Linked DNA regions of Homo sapiens: region 1 is linked to region 2. Evidence: chromatin contacts called from ENCODE Hi-C or POLR2A ChIA-PET data. All regions are on one chromosome and are shown on one strand. The core of a region is the stretch at or near the end of the contact, and the rest is flanking DNA. Distances in the headings are between cores, read along the strand shown.

What was found. A loop is a pair of places that touch in the nucleus more often than their neighbours do. ChIA-PET counts read pairs that join two places held with the same protein, here RNA polymerase II (POLR2A). Pooled maps may share reads with other maps.
Region 1: a loop to region 2 is called in a pooled map, with 3 times the contacts of the local background. The contact joins two enhancer-like sites. A Hi-C loop is called at or near these places in 1 of 37 single-sample maps with no recorded cell type and 1 of 50 pooled maps. POLR2A ChIA-PET finds 5 or more read pairs at or near these places in 1 of 52 experiments (OCI-LY7).

Annotation. Positions count from the first base shown.
Region 1 is chr3:67,683,741-67,688,618 of GRCh38, reverse strand. The region is part of intron 3 of SUCLG2-DT (SUCLG2 divergent transcript); the gene reads right to left. Among named protein-coding and RNA genes, the nearest start is that of SUCLG2-DT, 31 kb to the right of the region's middle. Within about 2 kb of position 2,963, at least 5 of the 41 ENCODE cell types and tissues checked have a DNase peak (open chromatin) inside an H3K27ac peak, as active enhancers do; they include OCI-LY7, where a contact is called at or near this core.
Region 2 is chr3:67,014,373-67,019,598 of GRCh38, reverse strand. No RefSeq gene overlaps it. Among named protein-coding and RNA genes, the nearest start is that of KBTBD8, 19 kb to the right of the region's middle. RefSeq lists an enhancer at 1,156-1,205. Within about 2 kb of position 2,823, at least 2 of the 41 ENCODE cell types and tissues checked have a DNase peak (open chromatin) inside an H3K27ac peak, as active enhancers do; they include OCI-LY7, where a contact is called at or near this core.

The DNA of each region.
Region 1 (4,878 bases), core at 1,714-4,213, 670 kb before region 2:
TCTCACCTACCAGGTTGGCAGCCAAGCAGGCAGTGGCTTTTTATTCATCCACTTGACAGATATGTATTGAGTGCTGGGTAAACATGGGCCAGGCCCTGTGATAGAAGCTGGATATACTTAAATGCATAAATTACATATGTCTAGCCCCTTGTGGAGGTTACGATTCTATCAATCTGCGCAGTCCAGATGTGGAAGTCCCCAAAGGTGATTCATGAACCACCAGCATCAGCATCACTGGGAAATTGCTACAAATGCAAATTCTCAGGCCCTACACTGCCTCTATTGAATCATATATCTAGGGATGGACCCAACTATGTGTTTTTTCCAGACCAGCAGGAAATTCTGTTGTATGTTCAAGTTTGAGAATCACTGAACTAAACCCAAAAGGTCTGTGCTAGGATAAGTGTTTCGTGAACCAGATTTTAGGAATGGAAATAGCTCTTCACAACACCCATGCTGGAAGATACTTTGTCCACCTTAACTATCTGTCTTACCCATTGTTTTGTTGCTTATAACAGAATACCTAAACCTAGGTAATTTATAAAGAAAGGAATTTATTTCTTACAGATATGGAGGCTGAGAAGTCTGGAGTCAAGGGACGGCATCTGATGAGTGCCTTCTTGCTAGCTGGGACTCTCTGCAGAGTCCCAAGGCAATGTAGGGCATCACATGGTGAGGGAGCTGAGTGTGCTACCTCAGATCTCTCTTCCTCATCTTATAAAGCCACCACTCCCACTCACTTAATAATTCATTAATCCATTAACGCATGAATCTATGAATTCATGAATACATTAATCCATTCATGAGGGCAACACCTTCATGACCCAATCCCTTCTTAAAGTCCTTACTTCTCAATGATACCGCATTGGGGATTAAATTTCAACATGAATTTTGGAGGAGACAAATATTCAAACCATAGCACTATCCTATGTAATAATTTATTTTTATTAAAGTTATAGGAAATTGACAGCAAAGCACACCATAGAATGTGTAGATTGCTTAACATGTGCAGAATGCAGAGCAAGGCACTGCAGTCAATGCTAAGGAAATATAAAGGATGCTTGGTGCTGTGCTGCTTTCTCAGTGAGAGAGAAAAAGAACCCATAGTATCAGCATCATTATATACCAGAAATTGTCAAACATTTTCTGCAAAAGTCCAGATTGTAAGTACTTTAGACTTTGTGGGCCATATAATCTCTGTCACAACTATTCAACTCTAGTGTTGTAGCACAAAAGCAGCATATTTATAGACAATATGTAAATAAATGGGCATAGCAGTGTTCCAATAAAACTTTATTTACACAAACTGGTAGTGGGCCCTTAGGTTGTAGATTCCTGATCCCTGTCATATACCATTATTACCATATATCATTATACATGATGCCATGAACCATGCTATACGGCTTCACCACATATTTCATTTTGTTCAAATTTTAACGTAATTTTCCCTGTAATTTTGTCATATATGATCACCTAACTTTGACCTTCAAAAGCTCTGTTAATATCTTGTTAATGAAAACATTATTCAGAGCAGTAACCTTCAAGATATAATCTTACTTCAATGAATGAATACATTCTACTTGTTTATTATCACAATACTAGCTTCTGTAAAAAAAAATTCTGAGGTTGGCATTGCTATTTTAGAAATTAGAAACTAAAACTTAAAGAGGTTAAGCAATCGTTGAAGTTCATACAAAAAATAATTTTTTGAGCCAGGGTTCAAACTCTAGTATTTTTGGCACTGAAGCAGCCATTTCTGGGTACTATCTCCCCATGGAGTGAATATGCTTAAAATCTAACCAGAAATTGGGTTCAGGGTACAAATGGAATATTTATGCCTCTGTGGCTATTTCTCTTCTTGACTGTGTCCTATAATTATTATTTCAGTTTACAAGCATTTCATGTCTTTAAATTTCATGACAGTCACACATACATCATAGATAAGTCATAACCCAAAACCCTAAGCACATTACTAGTTAAGTAATGATAGAATAGGAAACATTCTGTAACAGCTCAATCAGTAATATAATATCCTTCACAATATAGTTCTATAGTCATCTGTATTAGTCTATTCTCATGCTGCATAGTAATAAAGACATAGCCCAGACTGGGTAATTTATAAAGGAAAGAGGTTTAATTGGCTCACAGTTCAGCATGATTGGGGAAGCCTCAGGAAACTTACTATATGTTACAATCAAGGGGAAGCAAACACGTCCTTCTTCACGTGGCAGCAGCAAGAAGAAGTGCCAAGCAAAAGGGGAAAAGCCCCTTATAAAACCATCAGATCTCGTGAGAACTAACTCGCTAACTAACTCACTATCACAAGAACAGGATGGGGAAAACAGCCCCCATGATGCAATTATCTCCATCTGGCCCCTCCTATGACATACGGGGATTATGGGTACTACAAATCAAGATGAGTTTGGGTAGGGACACAGCCAAATCACGTCATCATCTATCCCTGGTCTAATATCTACGTGACTGTTGGCAGGTCTTTTTCCTCCTTAGACAATTTTCCAGTCTAAAGCGGAAGGTCTTGGTCTATTGTTTATAAGTCTAACTTTAAATTCCAAATTCTAATTCTATAACAATATGACATTCTTCCTCAGTCTTCCTTTCTTATGGAACACAATCACATATGGTTACAGAATGCATTCTTTGGCTCTTGATACATATGTTGAACCAAATGTCCAACTTTGAAGGATTTACATCCTTAAAAATTAAGAAATGGATCATTTCAAGCCATAGAGGAGAAACAAATATCTGGGGCCACCATCATTTCTAAAGAAATAGTAAACAAAACCAAAGATTATAGAATCTTCAGGGAGTTCACTTGTGATATTCTGCAAATAGGAAGTGAAAATGAAAGTGATAAAATAAGGCTTGTTAAATCTGAGACTATGAGCAGATCTGTACAGATGGGAACATCAGTGAACAAGCACCCATGCATGTTTTCAGGTCAGATGAAGAGCCACTGAAAATAGATCAGAAAGCAACAGAGCCTGGCAGGGTGCGTCTGAAAGAAAATAATTTAAACTTAGCCTCCATGGGAAAAAGAAGCTCACCATCATCCCATTTCCCTTATAAGATATGGCTCTAATATGTTGGTCATTCAGAAAACAAGAGTCAATGGAGAGAAACACAGGATTTGGACAAACACATGAACAAAGAAATGGGTTCCAGCCTTTCCTGGGTATTCAGCAGCTCAACAATATGGATGATTTTTTTTCGTTCATGCTGAAATGAAAAATTTAAAACTTTTGTCATGAATCTACATTTATTTAATTTAAAGGGTTATATTATTTTCTCAGATTTTGTCCTTCCCTTTTTGTTGTTGTTGCTAAATTTCTTTCTTTTGCAAGAATGATGAGAATTTAGTTGGCTTTGCTTCTTTGTTGCCTTCACTTAAGAAAATAAAAGTAAATTTTGTCAACTTTATATCAGTTCCATTAAAAAAAAATTGAAATTGGGTACAATGTTCACTGCTTGGGTGATGGGTACACTAAGAGCCCAGACTTTGCCACTGAACAAATATACCCACATAACAAAACTGCTCGGGTACCCTCTGAATCCATACAAATATTAAAAACTAAATTTAATTTAAAAACAAAAATATTTGAAATTATTTTGGTTCATGAAACCCAAAAGGCTCAGGGGTCTGCTTATCGTGTGACATTTGGATGCTGTCACTCTGTGGATCTTGATAACAGCTTCATTGTTGAGCACCTATTCAAGTCAAGTACTTTACATTCATTATTTATAATTATTCCCCAAATTCTGCAAGGCATATATCGCCATTCAAAGTCTATGAATGATGATGATGAAGTTCACAGAAGTTAAAGGACAAGCCCAAGGTTACACAGCTATTAAAATGGACATCCTCAATGTCCTTTCTCAAAGGCAATGCAGCCACTTATATCTGACTACAAACCCACAGAAATCTCCATGGTGAATTATTGAAAATTGGCAAAACTCTTTTTTACTTCAAAGGGACACAAATGGCAATCAACAGACTCACATTCATCCTCACAGGCAACCCCCACAACTAAAATGTGAACATTTTCCCCTAACAGCAAAAAAGTTGTAAGTGATTTTAAATGTTTATATGTCTTAATGTGGCTCAATCCATCAGTAGCATTTTGGATATACTCCATTTTGGAAGAGTCGGAAAAACAGTTGGCAGCATTTTGTGCATTTTATTTTAATTTAGAGGGGGGACATTTGAGATCTGCAATTAAAAAGAGGTTTGCTTTGGCTGTGACGAACTGATGTAATTCACAATTTAAACTCATTTGAGAAAAATAACAACAGCTACAACTGTCACATTTGCCAGGGAGGGAAATAGGATGAACAACAACAGGGCCCGGGAGGAGAAAAACAGCTCATTGATAGGACTACAGATTATACAGATTAGTCATTGCAAGGGCAGAGTAAGCATCCATGGACAATCATTTGACATTTTATAAAATAGAATGGCGACTGCTTAACAATATTTTCAAAGGGATTCACCAAGAAGCTTTGATAATGATGGCCTATTTGAAGCTACAACCTAGTGATAGGTAGGGTATTAAAAGAAGGAAATTTTGCACACTGAATTGTTAAATTAGAATGTAAACTGGAGCCCAGAGTGGCATGAAATATATAGAACCAGTAGTCATAGAGGGAATCTTTCCATTCTGTCCTGTCACAAGTGAAAACTGAGAATTCTCACAGCTTGAGATTTTAAATCCTGGGGAAATTATAAATGGCTGGGTTTACTAAGGGACTACTCTGGGTCTGCAAAACTAACATTTACCCATTGAGTGGTTTACAAGAAAGCCTATGTTCTTGTGAGGCTTATTGCAGCATCCTCTTTGAAAACTCCTCTGGCCTTGAAAG
Region 2 (5,226 bases), core at 1,574-4,073:
CAGAGAGATTTGATAAGCCTGTCGGAAAAGTGTATGAAAACTCCACACTGATAAATACTCCACGTTTACACCCAGTCCCCTTTTCAGTAGGAGATGGTATTTCTATGTCCTGACTGAGTGCTCATGCTCCAAAACAAAAAACAATACTCTTCCTAAAATCTGGTAAAACAGAGTCCAAGTGTAGCACAATAAGCAATGGTCTGATTATTTGCATAGCCGATGTGCAGAAAACCACCAGATATTTCCATCTGTCCATCTTTATCTGCAGCTAATTGATTTCACAACTTTTCCAGATGTTAAAATGCCAAGCCCCATATAAAAATGTTTGCCAATCACGGCTAAGCCTGCAAATGTATCTTTCCAAACAACGGGAAATATGGAGTCAGAGAGTCCCAGAGAGGAAAACTAAACCGCCGGAAAGCAGAAGCGGGATATTCATGCCATTGTTCCTTGAATTGGTTGAGGGACCCCTGTCTGTCAAGCACCATGATCCGCGCTCAGTACACACTCGAGATAAAGGGTCCTTGCCCTTGGGGAGCTTCAAATCCAAGCAGACTCAGACACAGAAGAGGAGCAGTGTCCCGTGTCAAGGTGCAGAAGGGTGAGCGGAGAGGAAGGCCACACTCATTAACAGAGGAAAGTTCCTCTGAGTCACTGGTTAGGCGGTGAGATGTTCCAGTGAATGAAATCATTCATATCACTATTCTATATGAAGAAACCATTTTTCAGAGTCCAAATTTAAAACCTGCACTTAACAGTGAACATTTGATGAACAAAAGGTTGAACTGAGTTTTCAGGAGCCGTCTTCATTCTGAACACCAAGTTTTCCCTTCACATGCAGCCTCTTTCCTTTCTCAAGGCTATGCTCCTGCTTCTCCCAGGACCTCTCTGTCCTTGGCTCTTTGAAATGCTCTCTTCCCCTTCCTTAAGTCCTCACGTGGGCCCTCCGACGCTTGGCTCTCACCCGGGCTCTTCTCGTTCCCTCTGTAAGTGCCTTGAGCGCTGACCGGTATTTGGGTGACTGCCAACTCCACATCTTCGCCTGACCTATCACCTTCATTCAGTTTCCTGTCTCCACACCCATCCTGGCTGTTTCTCGGCACAGTAATCTATACATAGTGATCCTCTGTCACTTGAAACTCAGCTCTTCCAAAAGTGAACTCACTCACTTTACATCCCAAACTGGCTCCTTGACCAGCAAGAAGGTCTGCAGTCCCAGCACCTCCACGTTCTGCCTTTGAATATAACCATTCGGGCCATCTTCCTGGGTCCCTGCTCACTAGGGAGTGGGAGGAAATTAACAGGTCTGCTTTCATTTACAGCTAAGTTTGATCCCTAAGTTTAACAACTCCTTTTCTGTTTCTTTGTTTCTTCAAAAGTAAAAGGGGGACAATGACAGATGGCTGCAGCACCGGTAGTAGGAACCAAAAAGATAACAGATACCAAAGCATTTCAAAAACTAGAAAGTGATATGCAAGAATAAGATATTAGTCAGTGTCTCATAGATATTATTTTTCACATGGGTCGTTGTTATCATATATGTAAGTATGATAGATATGTTTTGTCATGCAAAACAGGATAGATATATTTTTTCATGCTACCATGGAAATCAACCTCACACAGGTCAGTGCCCAGTAAAGTGTGGATAGCATTTTAATTTTTGGAATAGTAAAATGTAGATTAAAAAGAAAATTATAACCAATTTCTTAGAAACCTTCAAGAAGGATACACAGATACTGATGCAAGTATTTTGCTGTGTATCACATTTATATATGAATATAAAAACCTCGTGTATCCCGGAACTTAAATGAAATTTTAAAAAGGAAAAATGAGGAAAAGATATGAATAAACAATTCATATAAAGTGAAAAAAAAGCCTATATACACATATCAAAATTACTCTCCTCTTTTTTCTGCCTGCAGCTATAGGGTAAAGTTATAAAATAAAATTATAAAATCCTACCATGATTTTATAAATTGTGAATCAAAATTGCCCCAGGACATATACTTGTACAACTTGAGGTGAGATCCATGAAACTCCCCACTCACTGGGGCAGGCCCCTGAGTGATAGGTGTCATCTCCCTGTCATCTCCAGCTACACAAACACCAAGTGAGAGGACCCTTGTCCTCTTTACTTTCACGTATGCATGCTCTGATTAGCTCATCCATTCTTCTGCCTGTTGACTCCTGCCATCACCACACCCACCACATACTTTAGAAAGCACAGGATAATTGAGCCCTTATCACAAACCAGATGTTTTGGGTCAGGGGTGGGAACCATATTTGGCTCTGGGGCAAAGTAGCAAGAAGTTGCAAAAACTCTTACTATTTTCATTCTTTTTCAGAAATGTAAGAGGCTATAGAAAGTGTGTCTACCTCTCTCTGGGTCAGGATTTTCTCTTTTTTCACTCTGCTCCTATTTCTAGGGGTTTGTCTTTCATCAGTCCTGCCTCTTTGCATGTTTTTGCATATCCCTAATCTCTTTAACTTTTGGGGTTAACGGGTATACTGCAGAACTCTCAACCGGGAATAGTCTAGAAATGGAAAAGATTTTGACTTTTTGCAAGGATATTTCTCATTTCCCATTTTTATTGAAAAGGCCTAAATGTTCTGATTTTTAAAAAAATATTATTTCTCCAGCACCTCCACGTCTCAGAATCTCCTCACCTGCAGGCTTCCTGGGGAAGCACCTGCACTCTCACCCACTGACACCCACTCACATCCTCCACCTGCACCTTAATTCACAGCAATTGGTTTTCATCTCTTGCACTTGGCTAAAACCACTTTCTCATTTCAGATCTTCACATGGCTAGACCAGGAGCCTCTTACTCTCTGCATTTCATTTCTTCTCTTTGGATCTCATTCCTGAAGTTTTCTCATGCATTACTACTCCTTTGTGATTCTCCCTTCTTCTCTGATAACTTTTCAGTTGCCTTTCTTCTGTTCCTTCAGCTGAATTTCTTAAATTTTATTCTTAGCTACTTTCGCTTCTCATTTTACAATTTATCTTTGCACTAACTCATCCATTAACTCAAATTCAACTAAAACCAGCTCTGTGGATATGCCAGACTCCTAAGTTCCATCGCTAACCTTGACCAAGCTCTTGAGCTTTAAGAACAGTTGTCAGAGAGCACCATGGATTTCTTACTATCTCAGGTTCTCACTGATTACAAGGAAATACTCCCCTGCGTTGTGTGGGTTCCTGTTGGCATTTGCTCCTCAAGACTTAACTTTGGCTACTTGACATCGTAATCTAAGTGTTGGGATAAGATGTTTTGACCTTATCTTCTTATCCTTAAAGGATTTTGCAAGCATGTGTTTCAAGAACTGAACTATGTGACCGCAACTCTGTTAAATCCTGCTGTGAACTGAATGTTTCTGCCAATTCCGCCAAATTCATGTGCTGGAATCCTAACCCCCAATGTGATGGTATTAGGAGGTAGGGCCGTTGCGGGTGGTTAGGTCATGAGGGATCTGGGATTAGTACCTTTATAAAAAGACACTAGAGAGCTTGCTTTATCTTTCTCTTTCTCTGCTCTTCACCATGAGAGGATGCGATGAGAAGAGGGCCCTCACCAGACACAGGATCTGCCAGCACCTTGATCTTAAACTTCCAGACTCCGGGACTGGGAGAAATAGATGTTTGTTATTTAAGCCATGCAGCCTATGGCAATTTGTTATGGCAGCCTGAACTGACTAGGACAGGTCCTTATCTCTGAATGGGAACAGAGAACAAGATAAACTCTAAGGACAGGCCCTTGTCAGTTTGTAAAAATAGACAAGCCAAAAAGCATTATTTTTATTTTGCAGACAGAGGTTACAAGCCTTGTTTAAATTATTTTAAATACCATTGGTTTAATTTCAGTCCTTTAGAAATGCACAGTCCAGAAATGAAAGTGAGAACTGTGTGACTGTAAAACTGTAAAAATTGTTTTCATGCATGGCTTATGAGCACAATCAGAGTCCAAATGGCTACACTTTAATATATACTTTATATTAGCTATTAAGGAATATTGTTCTACAATGGTTAAGTATATCTAAAAGACTGCAGAATAGTCGTTAATAATTTCAACAAATTAATATTTAGGAAGTGTTCATTATGTGCTGTGATAAGGCACTGTGATAAGTGTTTCACATGCTTATTTGATCCTCAAAAAAACTCGATAACGTGGTAGATTATTAACCTGTTTTATGCATGAAAAAGTAAAGCTAGAAAAGGTAAGTAATCTACCTGCGGTCACGGAAAACACTATAATTCATGTTGACCAGACCAATATAAAATATTTAGAAAATATATTCCACGTTTTACTTAATATTATAGTGTTTGATTCACCAAATCATATAATTGTGCATATCCTTATGGAAGAGGAAAGAAAGGAGAAAAAGGATCTATTAAATCTCATTTCTAAAAAACTAGCCAATAGAAAATGTTCTGTCTATCCATGATAAGGATAATTTAAAATTATTACATTGTAATTTTCTATTTAGTTTTAGTAGCCTGGGAAAAAAAGTCTTAAAATGATTGATTTTTTTAACTTATATAATTTTAATTTGGTGCAAGAAATATGGATTATTAGGTACTCAAGAGTCAACATTCACTGAACTACATGTCAAATAATCCCATGGCCGTATAAATTATAAATAAAAGATACCTAAATATGATTAAGTATATAGGTTTTTAAAAGTGAGACTTTTTAGCTTATTTTTTAATTGTTAAAAAACATTATACATATAAAAGATGGCATAAGATATTTATGCATAACTGAAGAATCATTCAATCAAAAATATGTATTAGAAGCTTATTATAGGGGATTCCACATTTAGCACTGAAAATGTAAAGATCCTGGATGTTGTCATTCCTAACCTTGGAAGAAAAAGGTATTCAAACTGACAATCAATGACTTTTATTAGATCCATCAGAGAAATTAGGCTGCAGGGCAAATGTTACCCTGGATTAGAGGTGAATTCAGAGTCACAGTCCAGATCTGCTAACCTTGACCAGAAGTAACCAGAGCCGTAAACTGTAAGAACACTTAAATGGTCATTTTTGATGAATCGCTGAGGCTGAACATGGACTCCCATGAAAGTGGAAAACTCCTGGGAACTTCAGTCTTTTGGGGCCCCTACGCTTCTGTGGATTTTACCAACAGGCACTCTACCAGGTTCTCATGGCAAAGATCTGAGACAAACCTCCTAGTGGCTCTGACTAGGGGACAGGAAGAGTAA